Regions from separate parts of the Homo sapiens genome. Here region 1 is linked to region 2. A link is an interaction called in ENCODE POLR2A ChIA-PET data of the cell type or tissue named here. Cell type or tissue: MCF 10A. All regions are shown on one strand. Links, peaks and the distances in the headings refer to the core of each region. The heading gives the core; the rest is flanking DNA. Region 1 holds the start of CDC16 (cell division cycle 16). Region 2 holds the start of CHAMP1 (chromosome alignment maintaining phosphoprotein 1).

Region 1 (5,346 bases), core at 1-5,000, 79 kb after region 2:
CTGGGTGTGGTGGCATGCACCTGTAGTCCCAGCTATTAGGGAGGCTGAGGCAGAAGGATCACTTGAACTCAGGAGTCTGAGGTTATAGTGAGCCACGATCATCCCACTGCACTCCTGGGTGACACAGAGAGACCTCAAAAAAACAAAAACAAAGAAAAATTGCATCAAGTTAAATAATTTCAACAGAAATGGAATATACACCTAAAACCCTAATGACTTTTTTTTTTTTTGAGACAGAGTCTTGCTCTGTTGTCCAGGCTGGAGTGCAATGCACGAACTCAGCTCACTGCAACCTCCACCTCCCAGGTTCAAGTAATTCTCTGCCTCAGCCTCCCGAGTAGCTGGGATTACAGGCGCCTGCCACCACGTCCGGCTAATTTTTGTATTTTTAGCGGAGATGGGGTTTCACCATCTTGGTCTTGAGCTCCTGACCTCATGATCCACCTGCCTTGGCTTTCCAAAGCGCTGGGATTACAGGTGTAAGCCACCGCGCCCGGCCACTAATGACATTTTTTTTAAAGCTCTGAAGAGCTTTAAAGTTCATACCATCACTTACTTTGTCCAGTTTTCGTGACCGAAGTGCATGGGCGGCTCTGTGATATTGTGCTGTCAGGTAAAGACACTGAGCCAACCAATAGATGTCCTGGGGTTCTTCTGGAGGGAAAAATTCACATAAGTGGTCAGAGGTACAAGGTGAAATAGAAAACGAATTTTAAGATTAATCAGAAAACCAGTTAGCATTTTGTCACTTACCACGAGAGAGTGAAGCTACTTTATCTGCCCAAAATAGAGCACTTTGATACTGTTGCTGCATACCAAAAAAAAAAAAAGGTGGTAACTGCCCTGTTATTTTAATAGTCTTAAACAGTTATCTAATATTATTATAATTCTATGTAATATATTAATATAATTCTATGTAATAAATCTTCATCTCAAGACAACAATTTGTTACATCTCTATCTTACATCTCACGTAGGGTAAATTTTAGTTCAGTGTCGCAATACAAACATTCCTGTAATATCTTTGTATATGCAACTTATGAAGGTAATTTTTTAAAACTCATACACTGTAAAAATGTATCGTGAAACATACAAGTGAAATGCAAGTGAAACAGCAAAAGCTAGTCATTAACAATTCATGTGTGATTTATATAACACTTTCAACGAGCTGTTAATGAATCCCAAAGTGAAATTTAGAAGACAGAACACTATACTCAAATACCTTATATAACACAGTGGCAGTTTTAATAACACTCAAGTTTAAAAACACACACACATAAATTAACTAAGCTTCACTGAACATGGGGAAGAACTCACCTCCTCCAAGTCTAACAAAAATGAAGGAGCCGACAATGAGGGCCACCCACAGTGACCTACGGCTAGCTTTAGACCCTGTTCTGCTCCTCAGTCCTCAGTCTTCTACAGTCTCTGCCTCAGTTCCCCTGGAGACAAGCCAGGACCACTGCTGCTAGCCCGAGGCAGGAGGAATGCCAACGGGATAGTTATAAATATGCTCAATACCGGTGTCTCTGGCTGGAAACCGGGCCTGTCATATTCCTCACTACGTCTCCGTACCGAAGAAAAAGTGATCAGAAAACACTGAATTCAACTGACTCATGGTAAATAAAAACACAGCCCTCCAAATGGACTGCAAACATTTGGCCACGTCAGTTAGCACCCAATTCCGAAAACTCTGCATTACCATGGCTTTTCTTTCCCTTTCTTTCCAATTTCCTGAAAGAGCAAGCATTTCAACAAAAAATAAACAACAATATAGATAAAACTGATGCTGCTGATTCTCGAAGACACTTCTTGCCTTAAACGCTCTCTGCTATTCAAAGGTAGTGCAGAGAACACAGACATAGTTAACGAGAATTTTTAAAGTATTGATTTGAGACAACAGGCTTCTTCACATCTTTATTCACTTAAATTCAGCCCAGTAAAAATTACAACTAAACCTCTCAAAAATGTTTTATTAGCTAGCCCTGCAACTTTCCTCCAAAAATTGTCCTTCAACTTGCACTGAGTAGTCAGTGTTTCCTGGGCACCTCCTCCGCGCCAGGTGCAGAACGAGGCTCAGACCCGACTGAGGCGCCCCGTGCGCTCGGGGGCCTCCACTCCCCGGGCTGTGCCCCTCCCAGCTGCAGGGACCGCTCCCTTCTGGGCGAGGCGGAGACAGCGCTGCTGGCCCCAGATGAAGGCCCAGGGCCGGCCCAGTCCTTCCCCACCAAGAGCCCCGACAACAGTCACCCCAGCCCCACGCCGCGCGGAAAAAGACCCGGCGAGGCCTGGGCCCCGCACCCCGAGTCGGGGCCGCCCACCTGGTCGAGGTACTGCCGGACGCGCTTCCGCAGCCGCTCTAGGTTCATGGCGGCGCGGGCCCGGCCTCACGCCACACTCCGCCGCTAGGCGCGCGCCTCCTGCACCCTAAGCACCCCGCCCCGTGCCCGTGCCCGTGCCTGCAGCCGCCGCCGCCGCCCCAGGACTCGAAGGCCGCGGACTCGAAGGCCGCAGGTCCCCACCCACACCCGCACCCCCCACCCAGGCCCCGTGCACTGCCCAGGCTCTTCCGCTCCAGGCAGGCCCCGCCCCGGAAGTCCACAGCAAACGAATCCCATCTGGCGCGGGAAAACGGACCCGAGTTGTTGGTTCCGATGCCTCTCCTGGCACGTGGGCTTCTGGTTGCCTTGGGGCGAGAGCGCGGCCTCCCTGGAATCGCTGCGGCGCCTCTGGGCATTGGCGAGAGAGTCAGGAGGGCTCGGGGCCGGACCACCCACCCGGGCAAAAAAGCAGGTGGCTGCTGAGCCTTCTTTCCCCAGAATGTAGTCAACATTTTAAAAATAAGAGCAACGCACTCTCATTACAAAAAAAAAAAATTGTGTGCACAAACAGCAAATGAAGTCAAAGACAACCTAGGGAAAAATTTGAAACCTATCACAAAATTCGAATTTCCTTATAATGTAGAGCCAATATTCCCTTTACATATATGTAATAAGTCAGTGGGAAGAGACCAATGGCTCAGGAGAAAGACAGGCAAAAAACAGTTCACAGGGAAAGAAATGCAAATAGACTTTAACATACGAAAGAAAGTCCAACTTAATTCATAATAAAAATTAAAATTAGAGTACCACTTTTCATATGTTAACAAAGATCACAAAGGTTGATGACACTGCTAGCAGGAATGTCGGGAAGCAGGCACCCTCAAGTTTTGTGAGTGGTATTGGTATACTCTCTAGGATGAACGAATTGGAATATCTTCCAAATTTAAAGGTGTTCGTGCTGTTAAACCTAATGATTTTTATTTTGGGAAATATACCATGGATTTGCATTTTTGCATGTGTGCAAAATGACCTGTGGTTTCGTTTGTAATAGCAAAAGATTGCAGACAATTTAAACACCCATGAAGTATGGAACTGAGTAAATAGGTCATGATACGCTCACGTAATGGAATACTCGCTGGCTGTTCAAAAGAACAGTCAGCTTTGCATGGACATTGAACGATCTTCAAGATATAGTATGTGGGAAAAAGCAAGTATAGGATCGTGTTTATCGTATGCCTGCATTTGAGTAAAATACGAATTTAATGATAGGTAGAAAAATCCCTAAACTGTCCCAGGAAGGAAAAATGAGAAAACCGGCATAGCGCAAGGCCTCTGGAAGGAGTGCTGGAAGATGAGAGATGGTAGAAGTGGGAGAGGTACTTCCTTGGATATCTTTTTGTGCTTTTGAATTTCAGTCAATGTGCATATATTACCTTTTGTGAAATTAAATCATTCAAACTTAAAATAATTTAAACTTGAAGCTGTTGGAACTTTGAATTACCTGAGCCTTGAGGGGAATGTGGCTACGCGGCCTAGGTCATGCCACACCCAGCTGTAACTTCTGCCTTTTTCCCTGTAAACAATAAAGACCAAATGGCACCGGAGATAAGACCCCCTCAGATCACTACCCCTCCTCATGGAGTTATAACGCAATCTTCCTTCAAATACAGAGATCCCTAACCAATGGAACCGCTGCGGCGTGTGCCCCTGGTCTCATATGAGAACTGTGGTGATCCTGCTGGAGCTTCTGTCTCCGCCTGGTAAGAGAGACCTGAGCTCCACTTGGAAAGGCTGACCCCATTTGTCCAGGTGGCCATTCTCAGGCTCTGTGCTCAAATACACACTATATGTAATCATATTTCTGAATCTCAATATTAAGGTTGACACTTTTAAAAAGTAAATATAACTTTTATAAATATAAAAACCTAAAAGAGTAAAAAAAATTCAAAGAAGCAAAAAAAAAAAAACTTGCTGTAAAGAATCCCACCCACTCAAAAATTCTCTCACGCTACTGTAAGTAATCTGCCGTGTAATTTTCTATGTGTGTGTATACATATATGACTGGGTAATATTTTGAAGTTGTGTTTAAAAATTTGTCCCCCTGTATATTTCCTTTTCCTCCTCCTTTCCCACTTCTGCAAGCAGGCAGTAATCAACTCTGCTCATTAACTTGGGGCAGGCATGTGGTGAGGTGTGTTTTAAGCCATATTTTCAACGACTTCTATCCATTTAATGAGATTCCTAGTTAACCAAAAATGAGTGACTGAGGCAAATGTCTCCATCAGTAGAAGTCTGATGATGGGCCCGGGAAAAACGCAAGCCACAGAAGCATCAACTGTGCCATCCAAATAGGGTTATGGGGACTGGGTGTTTAGGAGGAGACGGCAAGCAGGAGGAAAAAAAGGGAGGGGTCCACAGTGATGCTCTGATTAGTGCTCAGTAAACCAACAATTTACATAAGATGAGGCAAACATCTGACAAGAGGGAGTAGAGGAAAGAGTTATGTAGCCCATATCAGGGTAGGCAGAAGAGTGACTAATCTCATCTTGTCCTTGTTTTGTACCTGGAAGGTAAATTTGTAATTAATATTGCCAGGGCGAGATTTAACAGAAATCACTTTCAGGAGTCCTCTGCCAGATACCCTAACTCATCACTCTCAAGTTCAAAGTTCCAGAGATCCCTAGAGCAGGGGCACAATGCTGCCAGGTTCTTTGCTAATGCACAGCAAAAGTGACCTTTGCTTCAGTTCCTAGTAAGTTTCTCATCTCTATCTGAGACCTTATCAGCCTGCCCATCTCTCCATATCACTATCAGCATTTGGGTCACAACAATTTAAAAGTCTCTAGGAAGTTCCAAATTTTCCCCCATCTTCTTGTCTTCTTCTGAGCCCCCCACATTTTTCCAACCTCTGCCCATTACCCAGTTCCAAAGTTATTTCCGCATTTTCAGGTATCTTCATACGAATGCCCCACTTTTCAGTACCAATTTTCTGTATTAGCCTGTTCTCACATTCCTGTAAAGAAACA
Region 2 (5,378 bases), core at 99-5,098:
CCTAACCAACGTGGAGAAACCTCGTCTCTACTAAAAATACAAAATTAGCCGGGTGTGGTGGCAGGCGCCTGTAATCCCAGCTACTTGGGAGGCTGAGGCAGGAGAATCGCTTAAATCCGAGAGACGGAGGCTGCAGTGGGCCAAGATCGCATAACTGCACTCCAGCCCAGGCAACAAAAGTGAAACTCTGGCTCATTAAAAAACAAAAACAAAAATAAAAACAAAAAACTTGCCATTTAGGCCGGACATGGTGGTTCATGCCTGTAATTTCAGCACTTTGGAAGGCCGAGGCGGGTGGATCACCTGAGGTCAGGAGTTCGAAACCAGCCTGACCAACATGGAGAAACCCTATCTCTACTAAAAATACAAAATTAGCCAGGTGTGGTGGCAAGCGCCTGTAATGCCAGCTACTTGGGAGAATGAGGCAAAAGAATCCCTTGAACCCAGGGGGCGGAGGTTGCAGTGAGCCAAGGTCGGGCCATTGCACTCCAGCCTGGGCAACGAGAGCGAAACTCCCGTCTCAAAAAAAAAAAAAAAAACAAAACTTGCCATTTAATCATTTTTAAAAGCACAATTTAGTTAGTTTAGTACTAAAACGTTGTGCAAACATCACCACTATCCACTTCCAGAACTTCTTCACCACAAACAGAAATTCTGTACCCATGAAACAGTAACTTCCACTCTCCACTTTCAGTGCTGGTAATCTCAATTCTGTGCCTGAGGGGGAATCATACAGTATGTCTTTTTTGTGTCTTATTTCACTCAACATAATGTGTTCAATGTGCTCGTTTATACTGTATAATGTGTTCGTTTATATTGCAGCATGTATCAGAATTTCATTCCTTTCTAAAGATGAACAATGGTCCATTCATTATATGTATATACCACAGCTTGCCTTTCATCCACATGTTGATAGACATCTGGATTTTGAATAATGCTGCGATGAACATTTGTGAACAAGTATCTGAGTCTCTGCTGTCAATTTTTGGGGGTATAAACCTAGAACTGAGGAACGACTACCAATTTCCATAGCTGCTGCACCACCCTACTTTCCCACCAGCAATGCACCCGAGCTTCAATTTCTCCACATCCCCAACACTCATAATTTCCCTTTTTTTTAATAGCCACCCTAACAGGTGTGAGGTGGTATCTCATTGTGGTTTTCATCTGCATTTCCTTAATGGTTAGTGATGTTGAGCATCACTGCACGTGCTTATTGGCCATTTGTCTCTCTTCTCTGGAGAAATATCTATTCAAATTCCTTGCCCATTCTTGAACTGGGTTGCTTTTTGTTGGTCAGTTGCATCTCTTCTTGTATTCTAGACATTAACTCTTTATCAGGTTTACAAATGTCCTCTCCCACTTTGGAGGCTGTATAGCGGATTTTTAAACAGTAATAATGACAGAAGAGGAGGCAGTCTAGAACTAAAACAGAAAGAATGGCTTTCGTCTTGTGCCGCCCTCAACTTCCCAATGGTTTCAAACGCAATGTTTCCAGCCTCGGCAGCGACTGACACCGGGCCTCCCCGCTCCCTGCACAAAGACGCACTCCCGCCCCGGCCTGTGGGGGCGGGCCCTTCCCTCGGGCCGTGTGGGAAGCGAGGCAGCGCAGGCCCCCTTCACTCGGACCCGCGGCTTCCCGGGACCGTCCCCGCCAGGTCGGCGGCCGACACGGGGCTCGGGGATGCAGGCCCCAACCACGCCCCTCCCCCGCTCGCTCTCGCTCCTCACCGGTCCGGCCGCGGGCGGCGTCCAGTGGGCGATGGACCGCGCGGAGGGCCCGGCTCGCGGTCGCGGGCGGCTCCGCGAGGCCCTGCAGCGCAGCGGCCTCCCGAATGGCGACTGGATGCAGGAGCCGGGATCCGGGTGCGCGAGCGTGCGCGCTCCCGCGGGACGGGCGGGGGCTGACGGGAAGCAAGTTTGGCGCCGCGCGCCCTCCCGCGCGGGCCAATCAGATCGCCGATCGCGTGGCGCGGCTGTGCCAAAAGTGCGTGGGCAAAACTAGCGGCTCGCGCGGGCCTTCGGAAGGGCTGCGTGCCCGCCCCGCCCCGGAAGTGCCGCACGTGCCCACTCCGCCTCCGCTTCCCGCGCGCGCCCGGGCGCGGCTCCGGGAGGGTTCCGCCGCGTCTGGCCTGTGGCCTCCGGCCAGGCCCTTGGAACGGCCCCGGCCTGCCGCCGCCGTGCGGATATCTCTTCCTTTTCTTGCTGTTTTGATTGTTGTGTGAATGAATTTATTAGGAAAAAAAGAGCTAGACCTGCCCCATACATTCTCAGGGATATTACTGGCATAATACCTATGACAAAAGTACAAGACAAAGTTGTTGGATGACAGTAAATATTCCTTTTCTCATCACCCCGCCTCCACTGAAAGTCCCGATTCCCAGAAGTTATCTTCTTCGTTTTTTGTTTTCAGTTTTATGAATGTTACCACCACAATTCTAATTAAAATGCATGCACCTCTAATGCTGATGCCATCAGTCTGTATGCTTTGAAAGACTGTAAAATTAGCTCACACTGCTCTCTACCTTTGTACCCTTCTGAAGTTTTGCTTGTTGTGAATTTCATTTTTGTTTTTGTGGTGAAAATGAACTATAGAATGGCCGGGCGCGGTGGCTCACGCTTGTAATCCCAGCACTTTGAGAGGCCTAGGCAGGTGAATCATCTGAGGTCAGGAGTTCGAGACCAGCCTGTCCAACCTGGTGAAACCTTGTCTCTGCTAAAAATACAATATTAGCCAGGCGTGGTGGCGGGCGCGTGTAACCCCAGCTACTAGGGAGGCTGAGGCAGGAGAATCCCATAGAACCGGGGAGGCGGAGGTTACAGCGAGATCGCGCCACTGCACTCCAGCCTGGGGGAGAGAGTGAGACTCTGTCTCAAAAAAATAAAAATAAAATCCATAGAATTTACCGTCTTAACTATCTTTACGTGTACAGCTCAGTGGTGGTAAGTATATTCATAACACCACCATCCATCTCTGTACCTCTTTCATCTTGAAAAACAAACTATGCATTACATGTTAACTCTCGGTTCCCCTCTACCTTCTACTTTCTGGCAGTCACCATCTTACTTCCTGTGTCTCTGAGTCTGACTACTCATAAGAGTGGAATCATACAGTATTTGTCTTGTGACTGACTTATTTTACTTAGCAGAACATCCTCAAGGTTCATCCATGTTGTAGCACATTGTGGAATTTCCTTCCTTTTTAACACTGAATACTATCCCATTGTATGGATATGCCACATTTTGCTTATCCACTCACCTGTTGATGGACACTTGGCTTGCTTCCCTATTCAAGATATTGTGAATAATGCTTTGACATTTTCAAAGAACCAATTTTTGGTTTCATTGATTTTCTCTATCGTTTTCTATTTTCTATTTCATTTATCTTGGCTTTAATCTTTATTATTTCCTTCTTTTTGCCAGCTTTGGATTTAGTTTTTCTTTTTATAGTTCATTAAGTTGTAAAGTTAGGTTGTTAATTTGAGATTTTCTTGGTTTTTGATGTATTTATAGCTATAAACTCCCCCTTTAGCATTGCTTTTGCTGTATCACAAAAGTTGCTATATTGTGTTTACATTTTTTTCTTTTCTTTTCTTTTCTTTTTTTTTTTTTTTTTTTTTTGAGACAGAGTCTCGCTCTGTCGCCCAGGCTAGAGTGCAGTGGCGCCATCTCGGCTTACTGCAAGCTCCGCCTCCCGGGTTCATGCCATTCTCCTGCCTCAGTCTCCCGAGTAGCTGGGACTACAGGCTCCCGCCACCACGCCCGGCTAATTTTTTTGTATTTTTTTAGTAGAGACGGGGTTTCACCGTGTTAGCCAGGATGGTCTCGATCTCCTGACCTCGTGATCCGCCCGTCTCAGCCTCCCAAAGTGCTGGGATTACAGGCGTGAGCCACAGCGCCTGGCTCTACCTCCCTTTCATGCAAAATTTAGGATCCTGTGTTAATTTCCGGAATGATTCTGATTTCTAGGATTCAAATATCAATATTAAATATTTTAGGATTTTTCTAAGTTTTGTTTTTGCAGCAAAATTGATTCATTAAATTTAATAGATTTCTTTAAAAAGTATCCACCTAGTTACAAGCTTTTAAAAGAGCCAATGAAAACAGTTTGTAAACTGTAAATGTTAAATGCAGAAATGAGAGGATCTTTTATTTTCTCTGAATAGCAAAGATTTACTGATTGAGAACTTTTTGAGATCCTGACTCTTAATATGAAACAGGTTCGTTGTGGCTGCAGGACCTAATTTGAATGGCTGCTTCAGTTGTTTTTTCCTGAAGTGTCAGAATGAGTTGATGATCCCAAGAGACCTATTCCAATTGAACACTGAACAAAACTCTAGCAGAAGGCAACTCTTGGTGACGAAATAACAAAAACCAAAACACCCTCTGCTATTATTCTGAATTGAAATCATGTTAAAAAAGCTATTGTAGTTATAGAATATTAAATAGTTCAAGATGAATAATGCAAATAAACTCCCAATTTGGCCTTTTGAAAGGTTCCCAGTATATTGCACTAAACTTTAAAGTAACCAAAGAAAGCAGAAATAACTCTCATAAAATCCTGTACTAAAACCAGACCCTTATGGACTTTCAAAATTTCACTTAAGGATCTATTGAACATATACTTCTCAACAGTTTATTTTGATGTTTTCTCAACCTATACTATGTTCCAGGGACCAGACTTGAATCAGGGAATGGGTAGAGGCAGGTGAACTACAATTGCAGTAGAAAGTGGCAGCCTGACAGCCTTTGAGGAGCTGCAAACTCATTAGCTGAGATGGCACTGGACTTTGTCATTTGTCTTCTGTGTATAAAGAATAACAGTGCTGAGTATCTGCACATATTCAAAACCTACACAGAATCATGTTGTCAAATGAAGCAGCCAAAATCAGACTGGCTTTCTGTCAGAAAGTCAGACTTAATTTTTCCATTCAAATTGCTGCATTAATATGTATTACAAGGAACATAATAAAAATTAGAAATAAATTATTAAGTGCTTCCTGTAAGAGAAATAATAAAAGCAGTCCAGCTTATAATTTAGATCTAATATAATCAACTTAGCTACTTTATAATAAAAAAGGACAAATTATTCTGCTATTTCTACTTAATTTATAATAATGCAAAATAATGGGAACTAAAATAAGTTACTTAATGGGAAGTATGATAAAATGGAATTCCTCCTGAGTATCTAGCTCTGTTGCTGGGCTTTGGGGAATGTCAAAGTATAGTTCTCAAAAGTTAAACACATGACTCACACGAATATAAAGTGAACACATATCAGAGGATTTATTTTATTTTGTATTTTTTTTTGAGACGGAGTCTTGCTCTGTCGGCAGGCTGGAGTGCAGTGGTGCGATCTCTACTCACTGCAACCTCCA

What was found. ChIA-PET counts read pairs that join two places held together with the same protein. Peaks named below come from ENCODE experiments on the same cell type or tissue, not always from the same donor. Only the 100,000 strongest peaks of a DNase experiment are listed, where the experiment ranks them.
Region 1: POLR2A ChIA-PET joins it to region 2 with 9 read pairs; 10 of 35 experiments call an interaction of 5 or more read pairs at or near these places.

The regions. Positions count from the first base shown.
Region 1 is chr13:114,232,107-114,237,452 of GRCh38, reverse strand. CDC16 (cell division cycle 16) reads right to left here and starts at 2,556. Exons shown (of 18, transcript NM_001078645.3): 1 at 2,321-2,556; 2 at 754-808; 3 at 557-654. The coding sequence starts at 2,368. RefSeq lists a silencer at 2,238-2,597 and an enhancer at 2,708-2,757. In MCF 10A, for the core only: no CTCF peak of the experiment used is centred there; a DNase peak (open chromatin) is centred at 2,582.
Region 2 is chr13:114,310,997-114,316,374 of GRCh38, reverse strand. CHAMP1 (chromosome alignment maintaining phosphoprotein 1) reads right to left here and starts at 1,872. Exons shown (of 3, transcript NM_032436.4): 1 at 1,732-1,872. RefSeq lists silencers at 1,535-2,214, 2,987-3,281. In MCF 10A, for the core only: no CTCF peak of the experiment used is centred there; a DNase peak (open chromatin) is centred at 1,974.